Regions from separate parts of the Homo sapiens genome. Here region 2 is linked to region 1. Evidence: chromatin loops called from intact Hi-C (ENCODE). Cell type or tissue: PC-3. All regions are shown on one strand. Region 1 overlaps SBF2 (SET binding factor 2). Region 2 overlaps SBF2 (SET binding factor 2).

Region 1 (5,000 bases):
ATAAAGAATAGATATTTATTTCTTCACAGTTCTCAAGGCCGGGAAATCCACGCTTAAAGGTTGCAGAAAGTTTGTTGTCTGGTGATGGCTTGTTCTCTGTTGTCAAGTGCTTGTTGCTACATCCTCTGGAGGAGAGAATGCTGTGTTCTCAAATGGCGAAAGTGACGGACAGGGTGAACTCATTTCCTCAAGCTCCATTTTAAGGTTGCTAATTCCATTCATCAGGGTTGTATTCTCATGACTTAATCATCTACTGAAGGCCTCACCTCTGAATACTATCACATTGTTGATAAAATTTTAACACATGAATTTTAGGGGCCTTTTAGACCATAGCAATGAGAATAGTAGGTTCTAGAGAAAGTCATAGTGACTGAATAGTGTAAATGTGTTGCATTTATTTCTTTATTCATCCTTTATATACATGTCCAATTTTCTCTTAATTTCTATTGTTGCTGCCTGTAGTGGTGTCAGAAAAAAAATGAATGATTAGCACTATAATTTGGAAAGCAAATTGTTTTGTACTTTATAAGAGAATATTTTCCCTTAAGTTTTATGAGAAAAAGTAATGACTCATTGCAAGGTGATAAAAAAGTGCATTATTATTGTCACAAATGTACTATTGAGGTGCCTTTTGACATTATCAGAAAAGTAATATTTTTAAAAGACACCGCTTGTATGAGATTTTGTGAATATTTATTCCAGACCTTGAGCAGTTCTGTTATTTTGTACTTGCATAATTACTTTATTCTAAGTCTCGTAAGGCTTTTTTAAAGTATTGTTATGATAACAATATTGTTAATGCCTTGTGTAATGGACAGCAAGGAATTTAGATTTAAATAGCTGATTCCTGATAAAGTAATAGAGATAAGTAAGACCTTTTGGCTCATTTCATTACTTTTTTTTTTTTTTTTTTACAGAACTTTGACTTATAAGGCTAATCAAATTGAGTAGTTAAAAATACATATTTCTAGGGAAAATATTTTATTTTGTTATATACTAAATCTTATATATCAATCAAAGCAAAATCTTGATTCACCTGTATTGTTTATTAATGTGTAGGTAGTTTTGATTTTAAATCTTTGTTTGTAAACTATACCTAAAACTTGATGATAAACTAGCTGACATGTAGAAAAATACAATTATCTTGTTTTAGGAAACCTCTAGCATCTATTTAGCCAAATATTTTTAAAGTATGGAGAGATTTGTTTATGAAGGTCTCCTTTGTGTTGAGTCAGTGTGGCATGGTTTATTTGTATTTATTAGATGTTAGGGCATTTTATGGCTCCTGGTTCAGTTTACTTTTGAAATAGTTCACTGGTTGTGGCTCCTGGTTCAGTTTACTTTTGAATAGTCACTTAGTTAAAGTAACTAAGCAATGGCAGGTTGAAATAAAAATAACATTTATTTATTTAGGTATGTTCTTCTGATGTTAGCATACTTCTTTTTTTCCCCCGCTCTGAGACTCTATATGGCTGTTTTATTTGGGACATTTTGCTCAACTGTGTAATACAAGGTTCATTAAGTCTAGAAACAGGTAATATGTGATTAAAATCAGTACGTGTGATTAAAAGCAGTACGTGTGATTAAAATCAGTATGTGTGATTAAAATCCGTTTGTTCTCTGAGACAAAAACTTGAATCCTCTTCTTATCCTCATGGAACTTTCTTTTAAACCTTTTTAAAAAATGGACTATTTTCTTTGGAACATGACTCATCAAATATACCATGTGCTTTGATTTTCTTACTCTATGCCATATTATTACACCTAGCAGCAGTTGATTTTTTTTAAAAAAGCTTGTGGAGTTCAGTGATATTCCTTTTTATTTGGGGAAGAAATGTATAAGACTGTCATAGTTGGCTGTTGAAAGTACTAAATTGTGGGTTTAAATCTGTTTTCATTAAAGTATTTCTATGTTATGTATCTTAAGTTTGTGTGCAAGTGATATCTTGCATTCTCTGCACATGTTTAGCCCTCTGGTCTTACATCAGGAGTTGTCATTTTAGTGCTGATACAGACTAAATCCTATTACTTCATTGTTGATAATATTTTCTTACTATTTAAATGTTTACAATAACTTGAAGGTGATATTATTGTACTCCTTAAAAACCAAATATAGGCAGGACACTGTGGCTTATGTCTCTAATCCCAGCTTTTTGGGAGGCTAAGATGTGAGGATTGCTTGAAGCCAGGAGCTTCAGACTAGCCTGGGCAACATAGCAAGACCTTGTCTGTACAAAAAAAAAAATTTAGCTCGGCATGGTGGTGCATACCTGTATAGTCCCAGCTACTCAGAAAGCCAAGGTAGGATATATTTTATATATTTTATATATTTTATGGCTTCGATGGTTCCTTTTTTCTTTTTTTTCTCAGCTGGCCATAACCTATGCTGTTTAAAAATGTGATTGTGTGGGATTCCTTTTTATTTTTTTTTATGCTTCATGAGTCTAAGAAGGCTTGTCAGTGATACCCACTCCCCGTTACCACCACCCAAAAATCATATGATATTAATACAGATATAATCTGTATGTATTTGGGCCAGGGACGGTGGCTCATGCCTATAATCCCAGCACTTTAAGGAGGCCGAGGCGGGTGGATCACCTGAGGTCGGGAGTTGAAGACCAGCCTGGCCAACATGGTGAAACCCCGTCTCTACTAAAAAAATACAAAATTAGCCAGGCGTCGTGGCGGGCACCTGTAATCCCAGCTACTCGGGAGGCTGAGGCAGGAGAATCACTTGAACCTCGGAGGCAGAGATTGCAGTGAGCCAAGACCAAGAGTGAAACTCTGTCTCAAAAAAAAAAAAAAAAAATCTGTGTGTATTTGTAGTAGGGAAAATAATTTTTTTGACTGTATGTAGTCACATACCCACAGACTCATATGCACAACCTTTATAGGCAGTCAGGTTTAATTGTTAAAAATAAATGTCTATATGTTGAAAATGATTCTAAATGGAAGTGGGAAATTACAGGCCTTATTTTGAATAAAAAGTTAATATATATATACATATATTTTTTGAGATGGAGTTTCGTTCTTGTTGCCCAGGCTGGAGTGCAATGGCACCATCTCAGCTCACTGCCACCTCTGCCTCCTGGGTTCAAGTGATTCTCCTGCTTCAGCCTGCCGAGTAGCTGGGATTACAGGCATGCGCCACCACTAATTTTGTATTTTTAGTAGAGACAGAGTTTCACCATGTTGGTCAGGCTGGTCTCAAACTCCTGACCTTAGGTGATCCACCTGCCTTGGCCTCCCAAAGTGCTGGGATTATAGGCGTGAGCCACCGCACCCGGCCAAAAGTTAATATATTTATAGGAACTTTTAGGAAACTCTGAGAAGTACTTTCCAAATTTTATGCTTTACCAAATATCCTTGTTTGTATTTTTTAATGCTTTTTAATGTTTATGCCACCTTACCATTACTGAATGGGATTGTCTAAACTTTATTGTGTCTATTTAACTACTGTATGTAGTTTGTGATTTATTTGTGACAAGAATGTTGGTATTATTTACCTATCTTCCTACAGTTTTTCAAGATTTCGCTCCACTACAGAATATCCCAAGTTGGTATTTACTGTACACAAAGGTATTTCAGGCTAACCTTTCTGTATTTAGCAAAAGAGAATGTACTTTAAAAGTTATTATTTTTGAAACAATCACAGTTTAGTGGGAGACTAGAAGTCACATATCTATTATTTATTGCTTTAAGAAATAAAACTAGATAGATATTTAGCATATGTTAATTATCATGTATAGTTTTTTAGTACATATATGTACATCGTATGTGATAACTGGGTTCTAAAGTTAACACATAAGGAAAAAATCTGGTATTACCAAGGATGTCTTAAGAAATTGATAAATTATCTGTATAATTACAGAGGTAATATAAAATTAAATCTTACATCTAAAGCAGCTTATTCTTTCAAGATTGGAAGAAATTTTTTTTTGTTTTTTTTTTTTTTCCAGCTGACCACTGGATGAAGCTGTTAGTATATTTGGAGTTTATATTGATCTAAAATTATGAATTGTAGGCTGGGCACAGTGGCTCAAACCTATAATCCCAGCACTTTGGGAGGCTGAGGCTGGTGGATCACTTGAGGCCAGGAGTTTGAGACCAGCTTGGTCAACATGGCAAAACTGTCTCTAATGAAAATACAAAAATTAGCTAGGCATGGTGGGATGCACCTGCAGTCTCAGCTGCTTGGGAGGCTAAGGCAGGAGAATCGCTTGAACCCAGGAGGAAGAAGTTGCAGTGATCAGGGTTCATGCCACTGCCCTCCAGCCTGGGTAACAGCAAGACCCTGTCTCAAACAAAAAAAAAAAGAAAGAAGGAAAAGAAAATGAGGAATTGTGACTTCAATACTTGAATCATACACAGTGTAAATGTATTCTATTTTTTTTTTCCTAAAAGGCATTCCTAAATTGAGGTAAACTGTGGATAGCATGTTTTTGTTTTGAATCTTATGCTCGTTCTAGGGTATAATCTTACTGAGAGGAATATCAAGTAAAATTGCCTACACTGCATTCATGATGTTCTTTCTCTCTCACTTTGGTGTTGGTCAAGCTCCATTAGTTAACTCTTGAATTTAAATGCGTGTGTATGTGTCATCCCTTTATTTTAGCATTAATGGATGTTCTCTTCCTCTAAATCGTACCCTCTTTCATTCCTTTCACCAATAGAAATTACGGCTTCTGTACAGATAGCAAATTGACTTAGATCTGCCAGAATTAATTTCTAGTTCTAGAATGTTAGCGAAAACAGATCTGTGATAAATGGCTTAGTGGAGTTATATGATTGCATGGTAGCACAAATGATTAATGATATACTCCTTTCTGATAATCGTATGGGAAAATCAGATTCTGTCTTAGGCAAGTCAAAGTTTTTCACTTCTCATTTCATTCATCAGCTAATCACAGCCATACATAAGCTGCAAAAATTACAACTTCGGCCTTATATTTACAGAGTCCTTCTTTTTAGGGTAAAATGTTTTAAAACTAAATATAACA
Region 2 (5,000 bases), 89 kb after region 1:
GTGAATGGAGTCTGGTTTCTAGTGGGTCCACTGGGGCTACTGACCTCTTGAAGGGGGCGTGACCTAAGAGGGTGGTGTCCAGAGGATAGCCCTGGATATGGAGGGGCTCCGGGCCTGGGAGACTTGAATATAATGAGGTAGAAGGGGCAGTGGGGTTTGAGCCGTCATCTTTTGCTCCTCTGGGGCTTGAAACCAGGGTAAACCCAATAAGGAGTGTCCCGAACCAGCCAGAGGGGGCTGCCTGACTATGGCAGCTATCATCACTAGATCCATTTTACAAGCCCAACAAAGGTCAGGGTTGTTTCATAGGGCTATGAAGGCCTGTACATAGGGGATTTCTATCCATATTCCCTGCTGGCGGCAAAGTAAATCTAGTTGATAGATCATATTAAAATTTTGGTTTTCTGTCCAAGATTCCTGGTCGTGGAGCTTGTATTCAATTCAGTCTGTGTTACAGAAAAATATTAGCCTTTCCCTTTTTAGGGTTTTGGAGTCAAACTTTTCCCAGTTCTTGAGAATGCATCTGAGGGGCGTGTTCTGTGGTATGAAGATGCAGTTACCCATCTGTGAAGAGAGAATAGATGAGAAAAAAAGAAAAAAGAAAGCGTCTTCTCTTCCTATTATCCTGAATAGGGCATCCCCTATTTGTCCTTAGGGTTCTGGAATGAGCTGATCTTACCATGTACCCTTAACTTCGGTACGCCCTTTTCACAGAGGAGATACCAGAGAGAACAGAGAGCCCTCTCCTGTTCATCCGTGCGGTTCCAGAATGAACTGGTCTTACCACGTACCCTTAACCTTGCCTTCATCTCTGTTATAATGATAATCTGTTAACCCGAGACCAGCCTTCATGTCTGTCGTATGGGTCTCTTGTGCCGACGGCCTTGGGCCATCCTATATTCTTGCCTCCATGACCTTCCAGTGACTCTCAACTTGGAGCATTCTTGCAACAAAATGATTATCCCTTTTCTCAGATTCCCATTTCCTTTGTTCTCTAACTAGACAAGAAGCTTGATTTTCAGCTAACTGCTGCAAGGGGGCTGAACTTCCCTCCCTTCAAATATGACCTTGAAGATTTTGATCAATATTGAGAAGGGCATGGAAGTGATTAGAGAAATGGAAGCTCCAGGAGGAAGTGGGAGGAAGCCAGAGGAATAATCATGGAAAGCCTTCTTATGCTTCCAAAAACAGCATCCCTTGGATTTGAGAGGGTAACATTTATTTGTCTTCTTAACATAAAGTGGTAACCTCTGGAGGACTTAGGGCTTGATGTAGGAACTCACAAATGGGAAAGGAAGAATTTCCCCTCCTCCCGAAGGGGTGCTAACTCAAAAAAAGCAAGTAAGTGGGGTCCTTAAAGGGCTAGAATGAGGCCCTATGTGGGTGGAAAACTACTTCAAAAGCCACCGGAAAACTCAGCCCTGGACCGTAACAGGAACAAAAAGCATATGGTAAGTCATAAGGAGCTGACTGGGGATCCAATTAGTGTCTGTCCTGGCAATGTACCAACAGACAGAGGCAGGATTAGAGGTCATCTGAGCTGGTAAGGTAAAAACTAGTGTTAAGTCTCTAGATAGCCACAAGGGAGCCCATGTTTTTGCTGCTGCACAAATTCAGCAAGAGCTGAGGGTGTACAAATAACAGTTACATGGCATGCAAAGTGAAAGCAAAAGAGGCTGACTTGCCTCGAGGTGGACGGTCCGGAGGGTGTACAAGGCCATTTCAGAATACATACAGAGAAAACAGGAGAATAGGTGGTGTGGGTTTTTGGAAAAGAGCCAATTTGAGTTGAAAAAGCAGAGGAAACCCCAGACATTGCATGGTTTTAGGCTTTAGCCCTACCACTCTCATGAACCTCTTGTCTAGGAGAGCCATTGTGTCTCAGGTCAATGATCTTACCTGGGAAGGACTCCAAGGTCCTTCCTACCCCTGTGAGCTACCGTACATCAGCAGGAGCTGAGAGATGAGCTTGAGGAACAGAGCCACTGTGGCCGAGAAGAATTGTTCTGGGGGTTGGTTAGTAAGCAGAAGAATGAAAAGAGCAAACGAAACTGTGTACAGGGGTTAAACACCTCCAGCCAAAGAAGTTGAGGCATAGAGATGTCTTACCACTGAGGAAGCATATTTGAGTCACGTGGCACCAAAGTATGTTAACATTAGGGAATGTATCCAAATCACAGCACCAAAGTATGTTACCGACAGCAAATCCATAGAGGTCTGCAGCAATCTCAATTCTTGCTTCTTCAGAAGAAAGAATTCAACCAAGGAGCATAAGGCAGAGTGAGAGACCAAGGCAAATTTTAGAGCAGGAGTGAAAGTTTATTTTAAAGTATTAGAGCAGGAATGAAAGGAAGTAAAGTACACTTGGAAGAGGGCCAAGCAGACAACTTGAGAGATCAAGTGCACTGTTTGAGCTTTGACTCGGGATTTTATATGTTGTCATGTGTCCGGGGTCTTGCATCTCTCCTCCCCAGATTCTTCCCTTGGGGTGGGCACTCCGCATGCACAAAGGCCTGTCAGCATTTGGTAGGGGGCACATGTGCAGTGTGTTTACTGGAATTGTACGCATGCTCACTGGAGGCTTTCTTCCTTTACCAGTCCAAATGTTCCTAGAGGGTCATATACCAGTTAAACTCTGCCATTTTGCCTCTTAACTACACAGGCATGAGCCCGCTCGCCAACTCCTGAGATTTTATCAGGAAGCTGCTGATCACCAGTTTCTGATGTTTCTGTCTGTTGGAAGACTGCCTTTCTGTGGCATCAGCTATGACCAATTATTATTTTAGAGAGACAGTTTAATAATCACCTGACCATCACCTGATGGTTGCCTGACATTCCTGGTGGTGGCATGGGGGTGGGGGATCCTCTCCTTCCCTGCTCATGTCTGGCTAGCTACCTGCTGTAACAGTGAGACATCAGTCAATATGCATAAGATGTACATTGGTTGGGTCTGGAAAGACGGGACAGCTCAAAGCAGGGGAGGGGGCTTCCAGGTCATAGGTATATAAGAGACAAAAGGTTGCATTCTTTTGAGTCTCTGATTAGCCTTTTACTGAATACACAATTTACATGTGAGAGGAAGATAGAGGAATAGTCACTTAAGCTTTAGTCTGGCTTAGTGAAACAATAGGGCAGAGGAAGAAATCAGATATGCATTTGTCTCACAGGAGTACAGGGATGACTTTGAGTTTTGTCTGTCCTTTGTCCACAAGGAATTTCCTTGTGGGCAGGTTGTGAGGGAGGTATGGGAGGTATGTAGTTTGTTTTTTTTTTTTTTTTTTTTTAATTTTTGTAGCTATCTTACTTAGGAATAAAATGGAGGTTGGTTTTCCTGGTGCAGTTCCTAGCTTGACTTCCCTTTGGCTTGGTGGTTTGGGGGTCCTGAGATTTATTTTCTTTTCACAGCTATATAATCATTGTGCACCTTACTACCCTCACTCAATATTATACTTGGGAGAGTTAGTCATGATAATACATACAATACTAGCTCATTCATTTCCACTGTTGTTTAAGTGTACCAAAACCTTAGTGGGTTTTTAAAATTCATGTTAAAGCCAAAAGAATATTTTTTGCAAAATTTGTAGCATTTATTCTTGTGGATTTAATATGAATTTTAAAAACCACTTGAAAATTGTATTTAGATTTCTTTAATCATTATTTAGTTTTTTTCCATTATTCTAGAAACTATCTGGAGGGTAGATTTGAAGGGAATAAGGACTGGATTAGGAAAATCACTTACGAAACTATTACATTAGTGAAAATGAATGAAGATTAAAATCTGAACTAAAAATTCTGATGTATCACATGGGATAAGTTGGAAGTGATAAGAGGGAATAGCAATTAATAATAGACTAAGGAAATTTGCATGTCACATGAAGAAATAAGCTATGATAAAGGGAAAATATAGTATTTTACCTTGAGAAAACAAATGGGGACTCTTGCTTTACCGGGTGTGTATGATTAAAGTTGAAGTGATATAAAGAAAGATAATTTGGTTCAGTAATAAACAGGAGAAAATAAGAAATGATATATATAACTTCAATTTCATAAGTATGTATATCGTATTTTCTAGAGTTGCCACTAAAAAAATAGAAAAAGAGTTTATAAATACCATACTAACAGAGGGGATGAAAGAAGAGACAGGAGAAATTGAAAAGAAGGAAAAAAGAGAAGATAGAAAAAATAAAAACCAGGCCAGGCGCGGTGGCTCACACCTGTAATCCCAGCACTTTGGGAGGCCGAGGCAGGTGTATCACCAAGTCAGGAGAGCAAGACCATCCTGCTTAACACGGTGAAACCCCGTCTCTACTAAAAATAGAAAAAATTAGCTGGGCATGGTGGCGGGCGCCTGTAATCCCAGCTACTCAGGAGGCTGAGGCAGGAGAATGTCATGAACCCGGGAGGCAGAGCTTGCAGTGAGCTGAGATCGTGCCACTGCACTCCAACCTCGATGACAGAGCAAGGCTCCGTCTCAAAAAAAAAAAAAGAAAAAAGAAAAAGAAAAAGCATAAAATAAGATACCACATTTATCTCTATATATAGTGTATATCTCAATAATTACAATAAGTATAGATGGATTAAATGAAATAGTTAAAAGACAAAAGTTGTCAGACTGGATTAAAAATATTTCAGTTACAGTCTCTGATTTATGTTCAATTTAAGATTTTTCAACTTTACAATGGGTTTATTAGGACGTAACCCTATCATTAAATTGCGGAGCATTTGTGTATGCTGTTTACAAGAAGTAGAGAAAGGTTGAAATTAAAAGATGAGAAAAGATATAGTAGGCAAATTTCAACAACAAAGCTGGTGTGGTATTATTAACGTCAGACAAACAGACTCTGCAGGGGTTAGTTTTTAGAACAATGCTAGCATTCTAAAACAGGAACCTAAATACAGGCCTTAGAGATGAAATTGAAAAGAAGGTAATAGTGTTTCCAAACAACTAATATGTTCAATGAGTGTTACCTGATTTGAAGAATAAAGGCAAAACTGAAAGT

The links. A loop is a pair of places that touch in the nucleus more often than their neighbours do. Peaks named below come from ENCODE experiments on the same cell type or tissue, not always from the same donor. Only the 100,000 strongest peaks of a DNase experiment are listed, where the experiment ranks them.
Region 2: it touches region 1 in a loop (2.2-fold over the local background); 2 of 110 quality-filtered maps call a loop at or near these places.

What each region holds. Positions count from the first base shown.
Region 1 is chr11:10,092,338-10,097,337 of GRCh38, reverse strand. The region is part of intron 2 of SBF2 (SET binding factor 2); the gene reads left to right. Among named protein-coding and RNA genes, the nearest start is that of SBF2, 200 kb to the left of the region's middle. In PC-3, no CTCF peak of the experiment used is centred here; no DNase peak of the experiment used is centred here; H3K27ac peaks cover 523 bases.
Region 2 is chr11:10,002,859-10,007,858 of GRCh38, reverse strand. The region is part of intron 6 of SBF2 (SET binding factor 2); the gene reads left to right. Among named protein-coding and RNA genes, the nearest start is that of LINC02709, 250 kb to the right of the region's middle. In PC-3, no CTCF peak of the experiment used is centred here; no DNase peak of the experiment used is centred here.